Regions from separate parts of the Homo sapiens genome. Here region 1 is linked to region 2. A link is an interaction called in ENCODE POLR2A ChIA-PET data of the cell type or tissue named here. Cell type or tissue: B cell. All regions are shown on one strand. Each heading gives the region's core, and the rest is flanking DNA. Links, peaks and the distances in the headings are about the cores only. Region 1 holds the start of LOC124903707 (a long non-coding RNA gene). Region 2 overlaps CYB5B (cytochrome b5 type B).

Region 1 (4,385 bases), core at 100-4,099, 970 kb after region 2:
TGCCTGGACGACGGCAGGGACAGTGGGAGTGTGCTACTCTTAAGGGCCCAGCAACAAACACCTGGCACGGCTGCTGACCTGGAACTCCTGCAGCTCACTCCCCTAAGCACCGCAAGCTGCAGTCCTCCCAGCTGGGGCTTTCCAGATCACTCACCCGTTCACCTCGGCTCAAAGCATCTCCAGATGAACAAAGTGCGTAGAAAAACTTGGATTCACATTGTGGGTTTGCCACTTGTCAGCTATTGACCATGTAACTTCTCTCATGGTCCTGATCTGTGCAATGGGAATAGCACCCATCTCGAAGGGGTTCCATGAGGATTATATAAAGGCACACATAAAGCTCTACCTCCATGGCTATGGTCATGGGTTGGGCAGATTGAGGGTCACAGCTCTGCAGGAGCCCCATGGCATCACAAGGAAGGCACAAACCCCTCCCACACAGCACTGACTCTGGCTCCACAGCGCCCCAGCCCCACCCCACCTTCCCAGCCCCCACTTCCCACAGGAACTCTCCTCCCTGGGGCCCCACTCCCAGCAGGCACCGGCCTCCAGGAAGGTTGCGGTTTCAGGGCCAGCCCTACCTTGGTTGATCCTTGCCCCTAGACCCAGCAGAGGACGGTGCGCGTCCATCCTATGGGACACGGCCGTAACCCCTTCCCCAGCCCCCACTTTAGCACACCCTGCAGAGCAGAGGCCTGACCTGAGCTGGCTCTAAACAGCTCCCTGAGGCTGGAGGCCAGACAGCCACAAGCCAGGAGCAAGATTCTAGAATACAAAGCTATTATAATAAGGAGTTTCTCTGCAAGGCCAAAAGCCTCAGACATTAATAGAGGCAGAAGATGAGTTGCAGACCCTGAAGGTAGGAGAGAGGGGGATGAACCCAAGTCTCCAGGGGAGACTTCTGGAGGAAGTGGGAAGTGGGATGAATAAACGGTGGACCAGGGGAAGCCAGAGAGGGTCTGGAGTGTATGGGGTGGCATGGCGTGGCTGGGGGGGCGGGGGGAATGTTAGAAGTTCATCTCCCAACGCTGCCCTCTGACTGCCTCCAGGGGGCCATTAAACTGGACCACACTACCTCCCGGGGTGAAGGGACTAAGGTGCTGACAGTCCGCTCTGATTTCTTTTAAAGATAGGATTCAGAATGCCAGGTAGCTTGGCTGCTCATCACTGCTTATGATTCTGATCTTGGTCACACCGTAGATGTATAATAAGGAGCCACTGAGGAGCTGTCAGGGTCCTCTTTTTCCTTCTGTACTCGTCTGCATGTCTGGAGAATGCTTTGAATCACAAGAGAAAAACACAAGATGCGTGTGTTCTGCACAGTTATTGATCGACACCAGGCAGTGGCAGCCAGACTGGGAAGAGCCCTCACTGACCCCTTAGCCAAGCCCTTTTTCCTACGGCCTGGTGGGTCCTCTCTGGAAACAATCAGGCCAGCTTCCTGCTCTGTCAAGGAGCACAGCAATGGGGCTCCTCTGTTTTGAGGACTTCCTGCAAGCCCTCCAGCCTACCACAAAGTCAGGGCTCCTTGGCTTTGACAGCTATCCTTCCTCCAGGAGGGCTGTCCCTTCCAAAGGTATCAGGGGCAGCTGACCTCAGAGACTGGCATCCCAGGGTCCCAACTGGAGGCTTTTCCCTCTGTAAGGAGGCGGAGCTGGTGACAGGAATACTAACCACCAGCAGGGCACTACTGCTGAGGCCAGAGCTGGGGCTTCAAGGAGGAAAAGGCAGGTGCAGTCCTCCACTTACAGCCCCGCTCGGCGAGCAGGACCACGCTCCCTGCCAAACTCATCCTCATCGAAGTGGGCCCTCCTTGACCTTCACAGAACACGGGTCAGTCCACTCCTCCCCAAGCCCTGGCTTCCCCAGATACATAGATACGCTCTAGCCTGGTTGTGGAGGACCAGGTTGGGGGTGAGAGGATTAGAAGAGAACCTCTGTGCACTCTGCTGTCCTCCCTAGAAGAGGGGTGAAACGGAAGCAAAGCGGGCGATTTCTCCAGGTAATCTTCAACCCTCTCCTCCCCCACCCACGCACCTGGGGCAGGAAATCAGCTGGTGGCAACAGAGCCCCCCACACCAGAGGCTTCCTGGAACAACCCCGAGCAAGGGCACACAGCAGGAAGAGGAGACTCCAGGGCAGGGACACAAATGCTCTCCTAAAGGGCCCAACCCGGGCGAGTCGCACAAAGTGGCAGGGAGGGCAGGGCATTCCCTCCCCCTCTCCCAACTCTTGGATGTCAACATCAAGGCTGGACCATGGCGAGGGACTCTGGTCTGGGTCCTACCCTCCCCCACTGTAAGCTCCAGCAGGCTGGCCACCCTGGAAAAGGCTCAGGCCTGCTAGACCCCAGCAGGGGCTGATGGCAAGGGGCTAAGCTAGGGTGCCTGCAAGTCCCACCCATGCATACCAAAGGAAAGAGGAGATATGCTCCAGAACTTCAGGCCACAGTCTTTGCGGCCCAGAGTTGAAGGACTGGACTTAAAAATCCACCATCTATCCCCAGATCCTGTTAGGGATGTGAGAATAGGGGAGAGAATACCAGGAAAGAGGTCACAATCCAACCACGAGCACTGCAAATCCATAAGACAGGGGCCCCGGCAGCAGGGGAAGTGACTGCTTCAGTGGAAAGGAAAGCTGCAAGACAGTCTGTGGAGTCACTGCATAGGCACAAAGGCCCTCTGCAAACCAGAGGGCAGCGGCACAGTGACCTGGCTGGCATACTGAAACAGGCTCAGCCCAAAGCTCCAACACACAAGACAAGCTAAGCCCCTGAGAATGCTGTGAGAGCTTCTGGGACATGAGGCCCTGGGTGCAGCAGCCTCGGGTCTCAGAGGCTTCCCTGTCCCAGCCTGGCGGCCAGAGGTCAGAGCAGCTCGCTCGCCTCGCTAGTGCTGGCATCACACTCAAAGGTACAGGTGAAAACATGGTTCTTTCTCATCATCAGCCCCAGTCATGGACCTCGCCTCCTCCACCGGGCTGGTATGACCTCTGCCTGTAATCTTTCAGTCCTCCTGCCCAGCCAAGCTACCAAGGTGGGGTGTCCGCCAGAACCACTGGGGCCAGGCAATATGATGACAGCAACAGTCCAGGCTGCAGGTATGGAGGCCTACTTTGTACCAGGCAAATCCCTCCAAAGGGCTCCTATGTTATCAGTGGGGTAGGGACACCACAACTGACCATTTGACCCCCCCCTTCCCTTTTTTTTTTTTTTTTTTTTGAGATGAAGTTTTGCTCTTTCACCCAAGCTAGAGTGAAATGGCATGATCTCGGTTCACTGCAACCTCTGTCCCCGGGTTCAAACTTCCATCAACTAGGCCAACTTCTTATCAGTTTCTATTCTTGTGGCCCAGTGGGAGGATGGAACCAGGTGGGGAGACTTCTATAGTTTCTGCCAAGATCAAATGTTGGAGAAAGCCTTTTGTATGGCAGTTCGTGGGCTAAACTGGCCTGAGCAGCATGGCAAGAGGTAGGTCATATTACAAGGCCTACATGGAACAAGGCTGCACTCCTAAAAGGTCCAGTCACATAGGTGCCAATCACCTGGGAGACCTAGGGAAACAGGCATCCCTCCCTCCGCCACCACAGCCAAGAGCCCTGGGTAGAGAAGAGGGCAGAACAGAGATCTGACTGCAGGGTGGTCAAGTAGTCTGGAGAGGATTCCTGGTGGCATGGGTCCTACAAGACAACCTAGACAGTGGACAAGCCAGCACTAGGAGGCCAGAGAGCCTGGCGAAAGGGCCTGCAGACGTCTGCTGGCCTTGGAGGTGGTTATCTCCTGGAAGGGGAATAACAGGGCAGGGTCCGAAAGCTTTGGAAACAAACCAGTAACTTGTTCTTTGTGAGCCAGGCTGTTTTTATTCTTTGCACGCCCTATCTTTAGCTTTCTTTTGTTCTCCTTTTATATTTAGTAATGTCTTTTGGAAAGGTCAGCCTGTGGCAGCTATGCTCATGGAAACTCAAGGAAGGTGTTTGCATCCATGCTTCTACCAGAAGACTAAAAGGAAGCCATGTCCTCCCACCCAGCCCTCCAGAGTGAAGGTATAGAAATGCAGAGTAAAAGATGGAGGGAACCAGAGGTGGGCCCCTTGCTCAGCTGCTGTGTCCTCTGGACACTTCCTTTCCAACAGGGACCCTGGAAGTTCCAGCTAGGAAGAGAGGTCATTGTGAGCCCACGGCCAGCCTGGTGCCATCTGGTAACTTCCAGCACCAACCCTGCAGGTGGCTTTGGGAAGCATCGCTGTCCTGCACCCTGCTTTTCCCTGTCACTAAGGTTCAGCCCTGGGAGGTGGGCTGGGGAGGACAGTGCCTGAGAGCCCAGCACACACCTGCCTTCATGGTCCCGAGCTCCAGCTGAGCAGTCTTCCTCTTTCCTGAGGAGCCGA
Region 2 (4,385 bases), core at 306-4,305:
AGGAAAATGTAAAACATTTTTTAAATGGCTCTTTCCCTGTAAATCATCCAGCACACACACTGCATTTTTTCTAGTTTCAGGCATAAAGGGAAACCTGGCTCAGATAAGAATGATCCTTGCTGCATGCTCAGCGGCTCATATATCTTTCTTTTTAAATTATTATTTTTTACTTTTTAATATTTATGTATTTTTAATTTTTTTAGTGACAGGGTCTCCGTTGCCCAGGCTGCAGTGCAGTGGCGCCATGCCTCGAATTCCTTGGCTTCTGGATGATCCTCCTAATTCAGCTTCCTGAGTAGCCAGGACTACAGGCCACCATGCCTGGATAATTTTTTAATTTTTAAAATTTTTTTTGTGGAGAACAAGGTCTTGCTTGGTTGCCCAGGTTGGTCTTGAATTCCTGGCCTCAAGCAATCTTCCTGCCTTGGCCTCCCAAAGTGTTGGGAATACAGGTGTGAGCCACTGTGCCTAGCTATCCTTTTTTTTTTTTTTTTTTTAAATTCTGAGAGTCTCTAGCTCAAACACAAGTTAGCAGGTTAAGGACTACTCCAAGTTCTGGCAGAGCTAATTTTTACTACTTGGTCTTCAAAAAATAGAGGCTTTTTTAAAAATTTTTTTTGTGACAGAGCTTCACTGTATTGCCCAGGCTGGAGTGCAGTGGTGCGATTGTGGCTCACTGAAAACTTCGCCTCCCGGGTTCAAGTGGTTTTCCCGAATAGTTGGGATTACAGGTGAGCGCCAGCATACCCAGCTAATTTTTGTACTTTTAGTAGAGACAGGGTTTCACCACGTTGGCCAGGCTGGTCTCAAACTCCTGGCCTCAAGTGATCCGCCCTCTTCAGCCTCCCAAAGTGTTGGGATTACAGGCGTGAGCCATGGCACTTGGTCTTGTAACTCCTTTTTGAACATAACTTCAAAGTGAAGGCCTTTGCCCATGAGCTCTTTGACATCATCTGGTGTCCACTGGTGACCCATCAGCTCCAGAACTTTCTACTTTGTCTTGGAAGCTTTGCTGGTTTCTGTGGGCATGGCCATGGCTGCTCTGGTCATCTGCTCCTGCCTCATTTCTTATTGGTCAGTTGCCATTATCTTGGCCTAGAATCACAGTAAATTCTCTGAAGCCCAAATACGTTGAGGAAATACCAGGATGCAGAGCTCATTCAGGGTGGATCTAATGTGAGTAGTTTGATAACTTGCTGCAGCATAGGCTTAAAACCAGAGGGTCGGCCGGGTGCAGTGGCTCATGCCTGTAATCCCAGCACTTTAGGAGGCCGAGGCGGGTGAATCACCTGAGGTCAGGAGTTCGAGACCAGCCTGGCCAACGTGGTGAAACCTTGTCTCTACTAAAAACACAAAAATTAGCTGGGCATGGTGGCAGGCACCTGTAGTCCCAGCTACCTGGGAGGCTGAGGCAGGAGAATCGCTTGAACTTGGGAGGCAGAGGTTGCAGTGAGCCGAGATTGTGCTACTGCATTCCAGCCTGGGCAACAGAGTGAGACTCCGTCTCAAAACAAACAAACAAACAAACAACAACAACAAAAAACAGAGGGTCAGTGGAAATAGGACCTTGGTTGCAACAATGCCTGAGTATGTCAATGTTGATCCATTCACAAGTAAGAATCATAGGGATGACGTTTGTTATATTTCCTTTCATCATGCCTGAGAGCATAGTGGGAGGAAGTGGTGATATTTTTATCCTCTGGGTTGTTGATGTAATATTCTCATGTCAAGAAAAAGACTTTTTGGGAATGTAATTTCCATTTTCACTGAAGGCTCTGCTTCAAATTAGGACTTAACTGTCAGATACTTGCTCCTGGGTGAGCTTCTTGTCGCTCTGTACCAGGATGAACATGTAGTGGCAGATCATATCTGAGAAGAAGCAGATGATAAACATGGGCGGGACCATCCAGTGGCTGACGCTGGAGTTGGACAGTAGCTCCTACCCTCTGTCTTCACTGAGAGCTGGTCTGGCTTCTCCTGGGGTGCCGGGGCTCTTTGGGTTTTCGTCGAGGCCTTCGTATGCTCCTCAGCCTGGGCATTATCTTGGCCTAAGACTGGCCAGGACCCTGCTATAGCCTCGGGCCTAGTGCAGTGATTCCAACTCCTCCAGCTGGGCTGCCAGTGGCCCATGGCAGCCCTGCATCCATTTGATTTTCGCTAACTCTATCTGGAGACTATAGAGTTCTAAACAGAAACCAAAAGCTCCCTGACGTCTTTTTGCTTGTTCTAAGCCATCTCTATTAAGACCATATTTTAGAGTGAAAGTTATTAAACCGTAGAATTTTGTTTGATCACTCTGACCCCCACTTGCTTCAGTGAAAAAAAAAAAGAAGCAGGCTACAAAACATTATGTACTACATGAATTCACTTTGTGAGAACACAAAAAACTTTTATTTATCACTGCCTACCACACAAAATAGTAAGGATTCAATAAAAAATTGTAGACTAATGGCTGAAATGATTGAAAGAATACACAGGAAAAATGAAGTTTTATGCACCAAATTGTTAACTGGACTTATTTCTGTTCCAGGACTCTAGTTGATTATTCTTTTTTCCAAATTTACCACAGCGAATATATAACTTTTACTTAATATTTTAAAAAAGTGTTGTGCTTTCTCTTGTTTATAAGTGGTGAGAGACTGATGAAAGTGAAAGTACTTGTAGAAAGAACTGTGTAGCAAGTCAAAAATTCAGTCATTCCCTGAAATGTTGTAATCTATGAAGGAGTTTTATTGTCCTTTTACTCTGAAAGGCAACACAATAGTTGGGTTGTGTCAAAAGGAAAAAATATCATCCATAGTTTAGGTGTATAGAACAAATTGGGACATAATTCCAGAACTGATGACTTAGTTCCACAACAAAGAACAGTTTCACATATAATAACCTGAGAGTTTCAGATATAATAACAAGTGAATCGTGGCTGTCTTACTCTTGCTGTAAAATAGCATTCTTAAATACTGGGATGTGAGACCCACTCACTGGGTGGAGACCTTTTAGGAGATAAAAATAGAAGTTATCCTTATCCTCAGGGAGCTCATAGGCTGGTGACTATGACTGGGAAGTAACACTTACAGTTTTTATACTTCAATTGAATTAACATTTATTTAAAATAGGAATGATAATTTATTCCTGCTGAAATGGTTGTTATAAAAAGTAAAAAGCATTAATATTTCAAAAATACAAATTTTGATATATTAAATAATATAAATTCTAAATTTGCTAATTTAAGTAAATGTTTTTTGAGTATTTAAGTCAAGGACTGTGCTAAATATAATTTTACAAAATGGTTAATTTTCTGAGTAAGTAATGCTTTATTTGGTAAAACAGTTTCAGAGGCTGGGCATGGTGGCTCATACCTTTAATCCCAGCACTTTGGGAGGCCGAGGCTGGTGGATCACCTGAGATTGGGAGTTCGAGACCAACATGGAGAAAAACCCCGTCTCTATTAAAAATACAAAATTAGCTGGGCATGGTGGCGCATGCCTGTAATCCCAGCTACTTGGGAGGCTGAGGCAGGAGAATCGCTTGAACCCGGGTGGCAGAGGTTGCGGTGAGCTGAGATTGTGCCATTGCACTTCAGCCTGGGCAACAAGAGCGAAACTCCATCTCAAAAAAAAAAAATTTTTTTTCAGAAGAGTATGTGGTGAAGTCTTCCTTCTACCCTATCTCCCAGCCACTAGGTTCTTTCACCATTTTCAGAGAGATTTTATGCATGGGTATAAATATGCATATATATATCTTCATTTAAAAATTGTAGATGGTATTATATTATGCTCTTCTGGAGTGCAAAGTGTTTTATATGCTTATCTCATTTAATATGTACAATAGTTGTCAAGACAGGTACTCTTATTAATATTTCCATTTTACAACTAAGGAACTAAAGACATCTCAATTTTTTAATAACTTGTGCAGGGTCACATAGCTGATAGTTATAGAATCTACTTCCTGAGGCACTACTTTATATAGTTAACTTATTTATTTATTCATTTATTTTGAGTCAGAGTCTCACTCTTTTGCCCAGGCTGGAGTGCAGTGGCGTGATCTTGGCACACTGCAACCTCCCCCTCACAGGTTTAAGTGATTCTCCTGCCTCAGCCTCCTGAGTAGCTGGGACTGCAGGCACCCACCACCACCATGCCTGGCACTTTTTGTATTTTTAGTACAGACGGGTTCACCAAGTTGGCCAGGCTGGTCTTGAACTCCTGATCTCAAGTGATCTGCCCGCCTTGGCCTCCCAAAGTGCTGGGATTACAGGCATGAGCCACCGTGCCTGGCCTAGTTAACTTTTTAATTTGAAACAATTTCAAAGTTACAGAAAAGTTGCAAGAATAGAATAAAGAATTGCATATACCCTTTGCCTGGAGTCCTTAGTCAGGTTTCTGCAG

What was found. Peaks named below come from ENCODE experiments on the same cell type or tissue, not always from the same donor. Only the 100,000 strongest peaks of a DNase experiment are listed, where the experiment ranks them.
Region 1: POLR2A ChIA-PET joins it to region 2 with 5 read pairs; 1 of 35 experiments calls an interaction of 5 or more read pairs at or near these places.

The regions. Positions count from the first base shown.
Region 1 is chr16:70,416,825-70,421,209 of GRCh38, forward strand. All of the region lies in intron 1 of ST3GAL2 (ST3 beta-galactoside alpha-2,3-sialyltransferase 2), which reads right to left. LOC124903707 (a long non-coding RNA gene) reads left to right here and starts at 589. Exons shown (of 3, transcript XR_007065103.1): 1 at 589-859; 2 at 3,010-4,041. RefSeq lists enhancers at 146-335, 2,677-2,796. In B cell, for the core only: no CTCF peak of the experiment used is centred there; DNase peaks (open chromatin) are centred at 107 and 2,484; H3K27ac peaks cover 1,279 bases.
Region 2 is chr16:69,442,348-69,446,732 of GRCh38, forward strand. All of the region lies in intron 1 of CYB5B (cytochrome b5 type B), which reads left to right. It also overlaps the pseudogene LOC100420066. Among named protein-coding and RNA genes, the nearest start is that of CYB5B, 20 kb to the left of the region's middle. RefSeq lists a silencer at 1,158-1,440 and enhancers at 1,787-1,866, 1,897-2,156. In B cell, for the core only: no CTCF peak of the experiment used is centred there; DNase peaks (open chromatin) are centred at 1,754, 1,934 and 2,794; H3K4me3 peaks cover 1,383 bases; H3K27ac peaks cover 1,634 bases.